Linked DNA regions of Homo sapiens: region 1 is linked to region 2. A link is a contact called in ENCODE Hi-C or POLR2A ChIA-PET data. All regions are on one chromosome and are shown on one strand. The core of a region is the stretch at or near the end of the contact, and the rest is flanking DNA. Distances in the headings are between cores, read along the strand shown. Region 1 overlaps SMIM3 (small integral membrane protein 3). Region 2 holds the start of MYOZ3-AS1 (MYOZ3 antisense RNA 1).

Region 1 (6,466 bases), core at 235-2,734, 120 kb before region 2:
TAATTAATACAGCTACTATGAAAAACAGAATGGAGGTTCCTCAAATAATTGAAAATAGAGTCACTATATGATCTCAGTAATCTCACTTCTGGGCATATAACCAAAGGATTTGAAATCAGTATGTCAAAGAGATTTCTGCACTCCCATGTTTATTTCAGCATTATTCACAAGAGCCAAGTTATGGAATAAACCTAAGTGTCTATTAACCATGAATGGATAGAGATAATGTGGCATATACTCAATGGAATATTATTTAGTCTTAGAAAAGAAGGAAATTAGTGCCATTTGTGACAACATAGATGAACATGAGGACATTATGCTAAAGGATATAAGCCAGGCACAGAAAGACAAATATCTCAAGTTCTCATTTATATATGGAAGCTAAAAATATCAGACCCATAGAAGCAGAAAGCAAAGCCTCTGGTGGTCACCAGAGGCTGGAAGGTCGGGGGAATGGGGAGATACTGGTCAAAGGGTATTATGTTTCAGTTAGGCAGGAGGAATAAATAAGTACTGAGATAAAAAAATTAATTTATTTATTAGTCATTTAAGAGGAATCTGATCTGTAGTGAACTCCAAAAGTTTTAAGTGGAAAAAATAAAAATAAAGTGCAGAACACTTGTGTATAGGATGATTCCTTTGGTTCAGATTTTGTAGAATTAAGTAGGGAAATAGGCGAGGATATATACAGGAAAATTACTTTCTGAGTGTACTCTCAAGAAAGTGTTAATAGTGGTTACCTTTTCGGGAGCTGGACTAGGAATAAGAGGTTTTGCTTTTCATTCTTCATTCATAAAACATGATTTTATGCCGTTTGAATTTTCTCAACATGAGCATTTATTACTTCTAATTTTTTATGCCAACTGGGTTAAGGGGGCAAAGAGGCTTTTTTTTTGTTTTTGTCTTAATAATTCTCCATCTTAAAAAGTAAAAACACACATATACAATTTTAAAATCAAATAAAATTAAGAGATGAGACTAGATCAGCAGTCACCAAATGCCACATACCATGGTAAGTGACCTTAAGACAGTATAAAAGAACACTGATTTCTGGGTCTCAATCCATACATACTGAATTAGACTCAAAGGGGATGAGGAGGAGCCCTTTTTTCCCATTGTCCAGGTGATTCCAACGTGCAGCCAGATTTGGGAACCTCTGGACTCAACAAATCTTTAAGACCCCTAAGGCCTTTTCTGGCATTAAGATTTGGGAATTGATTCCCAGGTGCTCTGCAGCCAGGCTGGGCAGATCTGGGCAAGTTCCCAGATGAAGGAGAAGCCTCTGACAAAGCTCCCCAGGGCCATAGGATTATCTGCCGAGCTTGCAGAGGAGACAGAAGCACAGGCTGGCCCTGTCTCAGCCTAGGAAATGGAGTAACTTTCCCCAAGGTCTAAGACACAGAAGCATGAGTCACAGGAGACTGAAACTGTTAGAGGACCGGGGGCGGGATAAATCATTCTTTGTGGTCTCCTGACTACATCAACAGCTAGCTGCCTTAGACTAAAGGAACCCCACAAGAGTCCTTTCCTGTAAACCCTTTAACATCAAACAGTCTTCCTGACTTCAAATGCCAGGAAGACGTAATCACCCTGGCTGATTTTCATAAGCAAAGCCTGTAAGATACAGGAACTCAGGCTTCGGGGCTCATCCACAATCAAGAATCCTGGAACATTAAAGCTAGAATGAGTGCCATTTCACAGATGGTGAAACTGAGGTCCAGGGGGTCTTCTCCCTCCTGCAGTCTTACTCCTTAAGGGAATAATCATTCAAATACATAGATCTGATCGTGTCGCTGCCCCTAACTAAAACAAAACAGAACAAGTAGATGAATAAATGAAATTCTTCTGTAACCTGTATCCTAGACTGTACTAATATTACTCTTTTGCAAATGAAATTGTTATTCTAACCCCAATACCCAACAGCTAAAGTAAGGCTGCTCTAGTAGAGCCTGGAAAGTGGGGGCCTGGCAGGGGAAGCGTGCAGTCCTACCTACCCAGCAGAGCTGAATACATTATCCTCAGAGACCCTAAGCACTAGAGATGAGGGTGCCCACCCCCTTCACATATGCAATTCAAACTAAAAATAATACTACACCATAACACACAAACTTTGCATGTTACGAAATTAAAGTCGGTTCTTTCTTCTAACTGAAAAAATTGGAAAAAACTTTTCCCAGCTGTCCTTTGGCATGCCTGCTCAGTGCAGCGGGCTTACTTGGTAGGGCAGTGCTACTATTCAGTTTCCCCTCGACCCCCTGGGCTCCTCAGAACATAGTGTGAAAGCCACAAGTTGCAATGTTCTCCAAGGGCCCTTCCAGAGCTACTGTTCCAAGATTCTAAGGCTGGCCATAGAAGTAGTCGGGTGTCAGAGGGCACAGGGAGCTCTATCTCCCTGTTTCACTCTTCTCGAAACTCAAACGTGTCCTTTGCTGCACTGTTCTTCCCCATGTAACATGGGTTCCAGTCGCTTCCACCTCTCCCTACTGTCAAAGAAAAATTTTGTCTCCCAAATAAGAGCTAAGCAAACCATATCTTCAGCATCTTTAATTGCACACTAGAAATATTTGCTTGAGAAAAAGCAGGACTCTAAGCTTCTCCTAGCTGACTTCTATTTGACCTCTCTGTCATGAGTGCATAAAACCTTGTTTCTTGGTATGTCTAATATAATAGTCATAGATTAATTTATCATTTGCCTCACAGATATATTGCTTGATATTTCTTATTAATGGTTCATGTTGGATATGGCCCAAACCATTTATGTCACAAATTTATGCCTATCACTGATAAGAATATGATGTTTTTATAACCATAGGAAGTAAAACATCAATCAGGTCTAAACTCTCATTATTTTGAACCAGCATACTTTATCTGCTATTTGCCTCCTTAACAAATAATAAACTTTGACATATGTTCAATATAAGTTTGTCTAAGAAACTGCACGGAAACCACCCTGAGCTCACCAGCAGAAAAGCCACTAGCACCAAACATGCCATCCCATCAGATCACAGGCCCTATACCACCAGCCCTGTGAACTGGACACATCATTGCTCCTCCTCAGTCCATAGGGGTTAAGTAACTTAGCCAATTCAATGGAAAAGTCAACAATCCCAAAATGACTATTTTGTGTCCACTAACAAGACCAAATATAAGGTGGGGGGAAAAGCAATGTAGTTTCTACGAAAGAGGAAAAAAACTTTTTTCTTTTTTTTCTTTTTTTTTTTTTTTTGAGACACAGTCTCGCTCAGTTGCCCAGGCTGGAGTGCAGTGGCGTGATCTCAGCTCACTGCATCCTGTACCTCCCAGGTTCAAGCAAACCTGTGCCTCAGCCTCTTGAGTAGCTGGGACTACAGGTGTGCGCCACCACACCTGGCTAATTTTTGTATTTTTTGTAGAGATAAGGTTTTGCCATGTTGCCCAGTCTGGTCTTGAACTCCTGGCCTCAAGTGATCCGCCCACCTCAGTTTCCCAAAGGAGAGTGACCGCACCTGGTCAAATTTTACTTTTCCAAAGGTAAAAATTCATCCCCTCTTTTAAGTACTCCACTTGATCCAGTTTAGGCAGGCAAAGGGAAGCCCTACTGCCTGATTAGGAAACATCAAATTTTACTTCTGGGACCACTTTTCTTAAGCAATTAAAAGTTCTTTTTGCAAAAGAAAGAATCATTGTTTCGGCCAATCCCACCATTTGGCAAGTTTTCTAGTTATATAAAAATTATATAAATTTCATAAATTAAAATTTCCTACAAGTTGATAGTTTTAGGGTAACTGGATTCAAGGCAACAAGCCTGTGTTATCTACTCGTCAGACTCTCTAGCAAGCAACTTTTTCCTCTCTGACAGGACAATACTGTTTTTATTTTTGGTTCAGTATTATCATGATAAGTAACTCTGTCCAGGATATTCATTCATTTATTCATATGTCAAGTACTTGGTATTTGCAAGATACTCTCTCAGGACTTACTATTACTTACTCCTTATGACTCTGTGCTTCAAGAAGCACAGGGAAGTGAAATACCACTTCCCTTATTTCCTCAAACACAGGATCACACGAGCCAGCATTTGCTTAACAAATTGTATTTGTTTAAATTTGTAAAAACAAAAATAAATTGTTTTATTTCACAAATTTGTACTATTTGTATTTGCTTAACAAATCCCATTCATTAACTTATTAAAACTTCACAAAAATCCTATGTGGGGATTTTACAGCTATAAAAACTAAAACTGAGAGAGGTTAGCCAGCCATTGATCATAAAGCTAAGTGAACAGGATTCATACTCAGGAATCCTGATTCTGCACTTACTTACCACTACACTACAGCTACCTCCAAAGAGTCCACACAGACCCAATGTATAAGCATGGAGTATACCAGACCCACAGCTTTCTTCTAAGTCCAGGTCAAACACTGTTTTCAGCTGAAGGCCATTCCATATTTAGAGAATTAAGAAGAGATACGCAATCTATAAAGATCAGGACTTCCGATTCTGGTAATGGTGAACTAGACAATTTGGACTAGTCCTTTTACTGAAGACAGCTAGAAAAGTGGGACCAAAAAAACCTGATGGAAGGCACTAAGAGCTAATGAAATAATGAAGAATTACCAGTCTTCATTGCTTGAGAAAAAGCAGGACTCTAAGCTTCATTTAGGTTTTTTTGGTCCCACTTTTCTGGGAGAAGGCAAAAATCCAGGGAGGAGAGCCTGTCATTTTCCCCTACCGGAGAATGGAGACTGAGCAGTACTGACTCAGGAGACTAAGGGGACAAAAGTTGGAGTCCAAGACTGCCAAGAGAGGGAGAGTAAAACTTCTGCACTTTGAGCTTGGACCTTAAAAAGCACCCTTAGTGCTAAAGATGAACTGGAAGTATACTAGTCCTCCCAGAGACTACAACTCAGCTTTGCATTATCATAGCTCCTGAAATTAAATTAAGGAATCTCCAGGTGCTTGGTAGAAGCAAATATACATCCTCTCTGGAGGCAATATCATCATGATAGGTCTCAAATTATGTTTTGTTTACAAATATAATGTCCAACACATAACCAAAATTAATCAAGAATGCAAAAAGACAGGATGATAAAAACAAAATAATCAGAAACAACAGACAATAGAAAAAAAAGTCTACCGGGGCTCCAGATATTGGAGTCATCAGACAGACACATAGTTCAAATAACTTAGCTTACTATGTTCAAGGAGGAAAAAACTCCAAGTTTGAGAATTTTGACAGAGAATTTGAAATTATAAGAAAGAATAAACAGATTTTTTTAAAAGAATCAAATAGAGGTTACAAGTGGTGGCTCACACCTGTGATCTCAGCACTTTTGGAGGGAAAGGCAGGTGGATCACTTGAGCTCAGGAATTCAAGATCAGCCTAAGCAACATGGCAAAATCCCATCTCCACAAAAAAAATTTTAAAATTAGATGGGCATGGTGTGCACCTGTAGTCCCAGCTACTCAGGAGGCTGAGGTGGGAGGATCACTTGAGCCCAGGAGGCTAGGGCTACAGTGAGCCATGACTGGGCCACTGCACTCCAGTCTGGGTGACAGAGTGAGACCCTGTCTCGAAAAACAACAACAACAAAGAGAACCAAATAAAAATTCTAAAACTGAAAAATATAATAGAAATTTAAAATTCAGTAGATAGGCTTAAAAATTCAGTAGATTAGCCATAGTAAAAGAGAGAATTAGTAAACTGGAAAAAAGATCAGGGGAAAATACTTAGAATGAAGTAAGGATAAACAAAAGGATGGAAAATACAGAAAAAGAAATAGGTAAGAGAGATAGAGGAAACAGTGACAAGGTACAACATAAATATACTGGAGTATCAGAAGGAGAAAAGAAAGAATGAAGCAGAACAATATTGGAGTAAATAATAACAGAAGTTTCCAAAACTGATGAAAGACACCAATTTGCATACTAAAGATGTCCCATGAACTCCTAGCAGAATACATAAATTGGAATCCATAATTAGAAATATAGTAAATCTGGCCAGGTACAGTGACTCATGCCTGTAATCCCAGCACTTTGGGAGGCTGAGGTGGGCAGATCATTTGAGGTCAGGAGTTTGAGACCAGCCTGGCCAACATGGTGAAACCCTGTCTCTACTAAAAATACAAAAATTAGCCAGGCGTTGTGGCACACGTCTGTAGTCCCAGCTACTTGGGAAGCTAAAGCAGGAGAATCATTTGAACCCAGGAGATGGGGGTTGCAGTGTGCCAAGATGGCACCACTGCGCTCCAGCCTGAGCAACAGAGTGAGACTCCATTTCAAAAAAAAAAAAAAAAAAAAGAAAAGAAATATAGTAAATCTGCTGAGATCCAAAGATAAAGAGAAATAAGACAGAATATCTTTAAAAGAGAAACAGTTAGATTGACAACCAACTTCTCAACAGAAACAATGGAATTTAAAAACAGCAGAATGATCTCTTCAAAGAGGTGAACAGAAATAACTGCCAAGAATAATGGTGCAATAAGAC
Region 2 (6,614 bases), core at 4,115-6,614:
AGGGACTCCTTCTTCTGCTCCACAACACTTTGTTCCTCAATTGTCAATAAGCATGCTTTAGGGAAAATTATGGTGACTTCATGCTCTATAATGTCTTCCCTACTGTCTTTTCCTCCTCGAGGCCCGGGCCTGGCAGTGTCTAGCGCACAGTCAGCGCTTAGGAACTGTTTAGAGCATGAATAGATGAAGACCAACTGCATCTCAGTAAAAGGAACATTTTCTAATTATTTGAGTTATTCACAGGAAGATGGGGTGCCAGTGAGCACCCTGTCACCGGGGGAGTGTACACTACAGGAACAGGAAAGAGCAGAGGTGTGGATGTGGACTCCTAATGACACAAACCATGGATAAGTTATGCTGGAATCACCTGGAGTACTGGTTGCTATTTATTTATTTACTTTTGAGAAGGAGTCTCACTCTGTTGTCCAGGCTGGGGTGCAGTGGCGCAATCTCGGCTCACTGCAACCTCTGCCTCCTAGTTCAAGTGATTCTCCTGTCTCAGCCTCCCAAGTAGCTGGGATTACAGGCATGCACCACCATGTCCGACTCATTTTTGTATTTTTAGTAGCGACGGGGTTCCACTATTTTGGCCAGACTGGTCTCAAACTCCTGACCTCAGGTGATCCTCCTGCCTCGGCCTCCCAAAGTGCTGGGATGACAGGCGTGAGCCACGACACCCGGCCCTGGTTGCTATTAATAATACAGATTCCTCGACTCAGGAGACTCTGATGCTGCAAGTCTGGGACAGTCCAGTTGTCTGGATTTGGAACAACATCCCCAGGTAATTTTGAAACACACCCATGTTTTGGGACGACTGAACTTGGTGACCTCTGAAGCCATTTGCAATCAGGTTTTGTGTGTGAAGGCCCTTCTTCAACTGTGAAGTGCTGTCCACAAGTCTTGGCTCCGGATGTTACCAGGCCCCCGAGACTGGGGAACTGAAGATTCAGGCTAGGGCTACAGCTCCTCGGACTCTGGGAGGTTACGGACCCAGCCCTGGGCCACTCTGTTGAAGCTGGGTCTGAGACGGAGGAGTTCCAAGCCACTGAGGGGCTCCGGGATGAAGGGGGTGCCTGGCCTGGGAAAAGTGCCCCCCACGAGGGGTCCTCCAAATGGCACCGGGGTCCTGGAGAAAGAGAGCAGCAGGAGAGGTGGGCTGTGTGGAACAGGGACAGCAGTACACTGACATGTGGATCACCATGTATGGGCCCCTCCCTGCCGCTCTCTGAGCCTCAGTTTTCCCTTCTATACAGCAAGATTCTGTACATCTTTTTTTTTTTTTTTTTTTTGAGACAGAGTCTCGCTCTGTCACCCAGGTTGGAGCGCAGTGGGGTGATCTCAGCTCACTGCAACCTCCGCCTCCCAGATTCAATCAATTCTCCTGCCTCAGCCTCCTGAGTAGCTGGGATTACAGGCACGTGCCACCATGCCCGGCTAATTTTTGTATTTTTAGTAGAGACGGGGTTTCACCATGTTGGCCAGGCTAGTCTCAAACTCCTGACCTCATGATCCGCCCATCTCGGCCTCCCAAAGTGCTGGGATTACAGGCGTGAGCCACCGCACCCAGCAATTCTGTACATCTTAAGAGGTTTTTTTCAACTTTGCCCATTTCCAAGTCTGCGCCTACTTGGGTGGTTCGTTGCTTAGCAATAGAAGTGAAGCCGATGGAGTCAGAATTGACTTGTCCTAGGCAAGACTCTAGACTCCCCTTCAGTAAGCTCCCCTTAGGACAAAAGGCCCAAAACTAGAGAGAGAAGAGAGCATTAGAAAGAGCACTGAAAATCAGGGGGGAAATGCAGATTACAACAGATATGCCATTTCTCCTCCAGGACACTGGCACGATGAAATAATGTGGTAACTGGGCAAAGTTGGTGAGATGGCGGGGGAAAAGTTTCACACATGCTGCTGGTTAGAGGGTAAGCCAGTGCTGCTACCGCAGAAGACAATTTGGCAGGATCTTTCTAACCTGAAATGTGTGAACTATGTCACCCCGCATCTTCACCTCTGAGCATATGGCTTAGGAAAGCACAGGCGCGTAGGCACTGGGATGCAGACCTGAGCAGCACATTAGTGACAAACCAGAAACAACCCACGTGTCCACTAGCAGAGAAATGGGCAAGACAGATAGAGCATGCTCACACGATAGAAAGCTATACAGCAGGCTGGGCACGGTGGCTCACGGCTATAATCCCAACACTTTGGGAGGCCGAGGAGGGCCGATCACCTGAGGTCAGGAGTTCGAGACCAGCCTGGCCCACATGGTGAAACCCCGTCGCTAGTAAAAACACAAAAATTAGATGGGCATGGTGGTGGGTGACTGTAATTCCAGCTACCTGGGAGGCTGAGGCAGAAGAATTGCTTGAACCTGAGAGGCAGAGGTTGCAGTGAGCTGAGATTGTGTCATTGCACTGCAGCCTGGGCCACAAAAGCAAAACTCTGCTCCACCCCGCGAAAAAAAAAGAAAAAGAAAACTATACAGCAGCTTAAAAGGAACTAGAGCTCTACGTATTAGTATGGTAGATTTCGAAAGCGTAATGTTGAGTAAAAAAAGCAAGTTAACAGAATGAAGTGCAAAGTATTAACACACACACCCCCACACACACACAAACGCCATTCCCCCTACAGGCATGCAGCTGCCCACACAAAATGTTCTGAGCCCATTCAGGCCAGCCTGACAACCATGTTACCTTTGGGAAGGCAACTGGGATTGGAGGATGGTGAGCAAAGGGGCTCTACATTTATTTGCCTAACATTTTTTAAAAGAGAACCTATGTATGTGATTTTAATAATACTTTTTTTTGTTGTTTTGTTTTGTTTTGTTTTGAGACAGGGTCTTGCTCTGTCACTCAGGCTAGAGTGTAGTAGAAGGATCTCGGCACACTGCAACCTCCGCCTCCCAGGTTCAAGCGATTCTCCCACCTCAGCCTCCTGAGTAGCTGGGATTACAAGTGTGTGCCAAGAAGCCCAGCTAATTTTTGTATTTTTAGTAGAAATGAGATTTCATCATGTTGGCCAGGCTGGTCTTGAACTTCTGACCTCAAGTGATCCGCCTCCCTCGGCCTCCCAAAGTGGGATTACAGGCATGAGCCACTGCGCCCGGCCTTAATACTGTTTCTTAATTTTAAGAAAAATAAAAATCATTGCTTGTGTTGTTTTTCCAGCAGCCTGGGACCAGTGGGAAGAGGAGAGTGCTTGCCTCTGGGGTGGAAAGACAAACCTTGAGCCAGGGCCTGAGTCCCAGCCAGGAAAGCATTTCTGCCTGGACCACCCCAGTTTTGGTGGCAACAGCCAGGCCTCACAGGAACAGGCTGGGTGGTGTCCAAGCCATGCAAGGCCCACAGTCAGGCCCTTGACTGGGAGCCCAGGACCCTGGAAGCTGAGCACATCTTGGCCACCCAAACTGCTGTTTCTCTTCTCTATGCCTCAGTTGGTCTTTCTCCCTCAGAAGAGGTCTGGATGCAGGGCTCCCTAAGAGCCTCTTTCTGCTGGTGGGAATGTGCCTTGCTGTCATACATGAGGCATGAGATCAGTGGGAGATGCAACCTGAGTGGCCCAGCCTGGAAGCTGCCTGCCAGGACTGAATGTCTGCTGCAGGTTTCAAATGACTGGGCAGGCAGGGTCTGAGGGCCCAGGAGGAGATAGGGCAGTCCTGCCTGCCAGGGAACTCCAGAATGTCTGTTAATGGCTCGTGACTCACACAGCGCATGCTAAGCCCAATTCTTCCCATCAGGAAGTCTCTGCCTATTCAGATATTTGAGGGCAGTCACATCCCTCTGGAGCTGTCTCTTCTCAAGGCAGATCACCCCCAGTTCCTTCAGCCCTTCCTCATATGTGCTGATTTTCCAGGCCTAGCTAGGCTCTGGCGCCCACCCGTCTGTCTTAGACAGACCCAGTCTCCACGTGTGGTCTGAGCAAATGCCAGAAGAGCAGGACCGTGGCGTCCTCTCTGTGGACTCCCCTTTTCCTCACTAAATGCAGCCCAAACCAGAGGAGCATATTCAAAAATAGCACCAGACCAAGGAAGCCAATGCAGTTAACATGCACTCCTCAGCCCAAGGCCTTCCCCCAGTGCCAAGCTCCTGTCTTGATTCCTATGGTTTGTTTTCAGGCCCTCAGTGCAGAATGGTAAATGTATCCCTTTCAAGCTCTCCCCTGTCCAAACTTCATCTCAGCTGTAAATAATAATCATAATACGCCGGGGGCGGTGGCTCATGCCTGTAATCCCAGCACTTTGGGAGGCAAAGGCGGGTGGATCACGAGTTCAGGAGTTCGAGACCAGCCCGGCCAACATAGTGAAACCCTGTCTCTACTAAAAATACAAAAAATTAGCCGGGCACGGTGGTGGGCGCCTGTAATCCCAGCTACTAGGGAGGCTAAGGCAGGAGAATCGCTTGAACCCAGGAGGAAGAGGTTGCAGTGAGCTGAGATTGCGCCATTGCACTCCAGCCCGGGTGACAGTGTGAGACTCCGTCTCAAATAATAATAATAACAACAACAACAATAATAGCTATTGTTTGTTGCAAGTGTCTTACTTGCCAGAAACTTTACCTATGGCTTCTCGTGTCATCTCCATAGCAACTTTATGAAGCAGGTACTATAAACCCCTCATTTTACAGGTGGGGCAATGGAGGCTCAGAGAGGTTAAGTCACTTGCCCAAGGTCAACACGGGCAGGCCTGGGGTCTGCATTCAAGTCCACGTGGAGGCCTCACGCTCTAAACCCATATAGGCCACTGCGCTGTGGCCCTCACTCTGGCGTCCAATGTTTCACTGCCACTCTCCACTTTGGGGCAGCCTCAAAGCTACCTTGTTGGCCTCTTCTAGGCCATTGGTGAAAGGAAAAGCTGAGCTGGCCTCGAACTGCTGAAATCTGGGGACCCCTCAGAGAAGGACACAAATCTAGATGTTCATCAAAGAGGTAGCACACAGCAGCCATGGAGAACAAGGCACTGGGCTCTGGAGTCAGACAAACCCAGACCTGAATCCCGGCCCTGCCGGTGCTTCCTTGTTTTGTGGCTTTGGCCGGGTTGTTCATATTCCTGAGCCGCAGCCTCTTCATCTGCAGAACAGGAAAACTCATAGCACCCGCCCACCATGTCCTGGAGAATATCCAAGATGTGCGGCACCTTCACTCTTCATTTCTCCCACGTTAACTGAGCACCTACCAGGTGCGGAGGCGCTGTTCCAGCCAGAGCTCAGTCAATGAATAGAAAGCGCTGGGGACAGAGCCTGGCCTGCAGAAAGTGCTCAGGAAACGCAGGCTCCCGCTGTGGCTGTGACTGGCTTCCCGCCCCTCCCGGTCTGTCCCCCGGGCTGCCCGCCCCGCCTTACTTGTTGAAATTTCGGTAGTCGTTGGGGCTGGGGGTGTGACTTCGGCCATCGCTCTGGTAGTCCCGGTAGCTGACGAACTCCTGCCAAGGGCAGCGGTAGCCCTTGGAGATGGCGGTGTGGTTGAACTTCTCTGGCGGGACGCCCTTCAGCGGCTCCGCATAGCCTAGGGGCGCGGGGGGAAGGGAGCGCCTCCGTTCTTCCACCCTCAGCCCCCAACCCCACCTCGCCCCACCCCCATTCCGCGGACGCGGTTGGAGGAGGGAAGATCGGAGTTAGGGGAGAGGACGGCGGGAATGGGAAGCCACAGTTGCTCCAGCACAGGAGACCCCTCCCCATCCCAGGAAACACGGAGGACTGCAGTGAGGAAGCCACGAGTTCGCAGCGCGGGTTGGTCTTGGCCTTGGCTGACTCGCTGTGTGACCTGGGGCGCGGCGCCCCTCCGGCTCGTGGTCTGGCGAGGGGAGTGCGCGCGTGCGCGTGTGTGTTGGGGAAGGGGGCGGACTAGCCTTCTGGGTGCTCTTCCTGCCCCATGGGGAGCACACCCATGCTTCAGGCCCCCCAGCCCTGGTCCCGGGACCCGAGGAGGCCACTCACCTGGCGCCAGGGCGCTGGGGCTGGGGACGCACCCAGCAGGGGCGGCTGCAGGGTGGGCGCCCTCGGGACCCCCGAGTGAGGCCCCGGGTGAGGCCGGGAAGATGTGGAGCTCCGAGCGGTAGTTCGGCCCCTCAGGGCCATTGGCATTGGCAACCTGGGCACAGGGGCGGGTTCTCAGAGGCCACCGACGACCTCCCGCCCCCAGCCGCGCTCCCCTTCCCCCAGCTTCCCTTCCAGGGAGCTCCCCTCCACGCTCACCGTCCCCGACTCCGCTGTTCCAGTCACCTTCCTCCTGGCGCTTCCGGCCAGCATCTGGGAACGAGGGGGTAGAATAAACCGCAGAGAAGCTCAGCGGGGCAGGGGACCAGGGTTCTCCCTCCACCAAAAAAAAAGGTCGGGGGGAGGCAAGAATCCTAACGCCCATCATCGGGGAACAAGGATGAGTTACTAGTTTACAACGCTAAACCCAGTGCCTGGGACCGAGAAATACTCGATATATGTTAATTGCTATTGTAATGCCGAGTCCGGGCAAGATACTTAATTTCCCTGAGCCTCAATGTCCTTCTCGATAGAATGAGGATGATGGTGATGAAGATCTCTTCCTCAGAGGGGTCTATGAGCATTAAATGAGATACCTGCAAAGTGCTTAGCTAGCATTGTCTTAGGCACATAGCAAAGGCGGGTGTTTTG

What was found. A loop is a pair of places that touch in the nucleus more often than their neighbours do. ChIA-PET counts read pairs that join two places held with the same protein, here RNA polymerase II (POLR2A). Pooled maps may share reads with other maps.
Region 1: a pooled map shows a loop between it and region 2 (2.9-fold over the local background). The contact joins the enhancer-like site here to the promoter of MYOZ3-AS1 in region 2. A Hi-C loop is called at or near these places in 3 of 50 pooled maps. POLR2A ChIA-PET finds 5 or more read pairs at or near these places in 4 of 52 experiments (GM10248, H1, PC-9 and 1 more).

What each region holds. Positions count from the first base shown.
Region 1 is chr5:150,785,394-150,791,859 of GRCh38, reverse strand. The region is part of intron 1 of SMIM3 (small integral membrane protein 3); the gene reads right to left. Among named protein-coding and RNA genes, the nearest start is that of SMIM3, 9.9 kb to the right of the region's middle. RefSeq lists enhancers at 747-1,725, 1,726-2,705. Within about 2 kb of position 1,484, at least 22 of the 41 ENCODE cell types and tissues checked have a DNase peak (open chromatin) inside an H3K27ac peak, as active enhancers do; they include PC-9, where a contact is called at or near this core.
Region 2 is chr5:150,671,219-150,677,832 of GRCh38, reverse strand. MYOZ3-AS1 (MYOZ3 antisense RNA 1) reads left to right here and starts at 5,364. Exons shown (of 4, transcript NR_186487.1): 1 at 5,364-5,717. It overlaps MYOZ3 (myozenin 3), which reads right to left. Exons shown (of 7, transcript NM_001122853.3): 4 at 6,183-6,236; 5 at 5,925-6,078; 6 at 5,331-5,493; 7 at 1-1,126. The coding sequence ends at 958.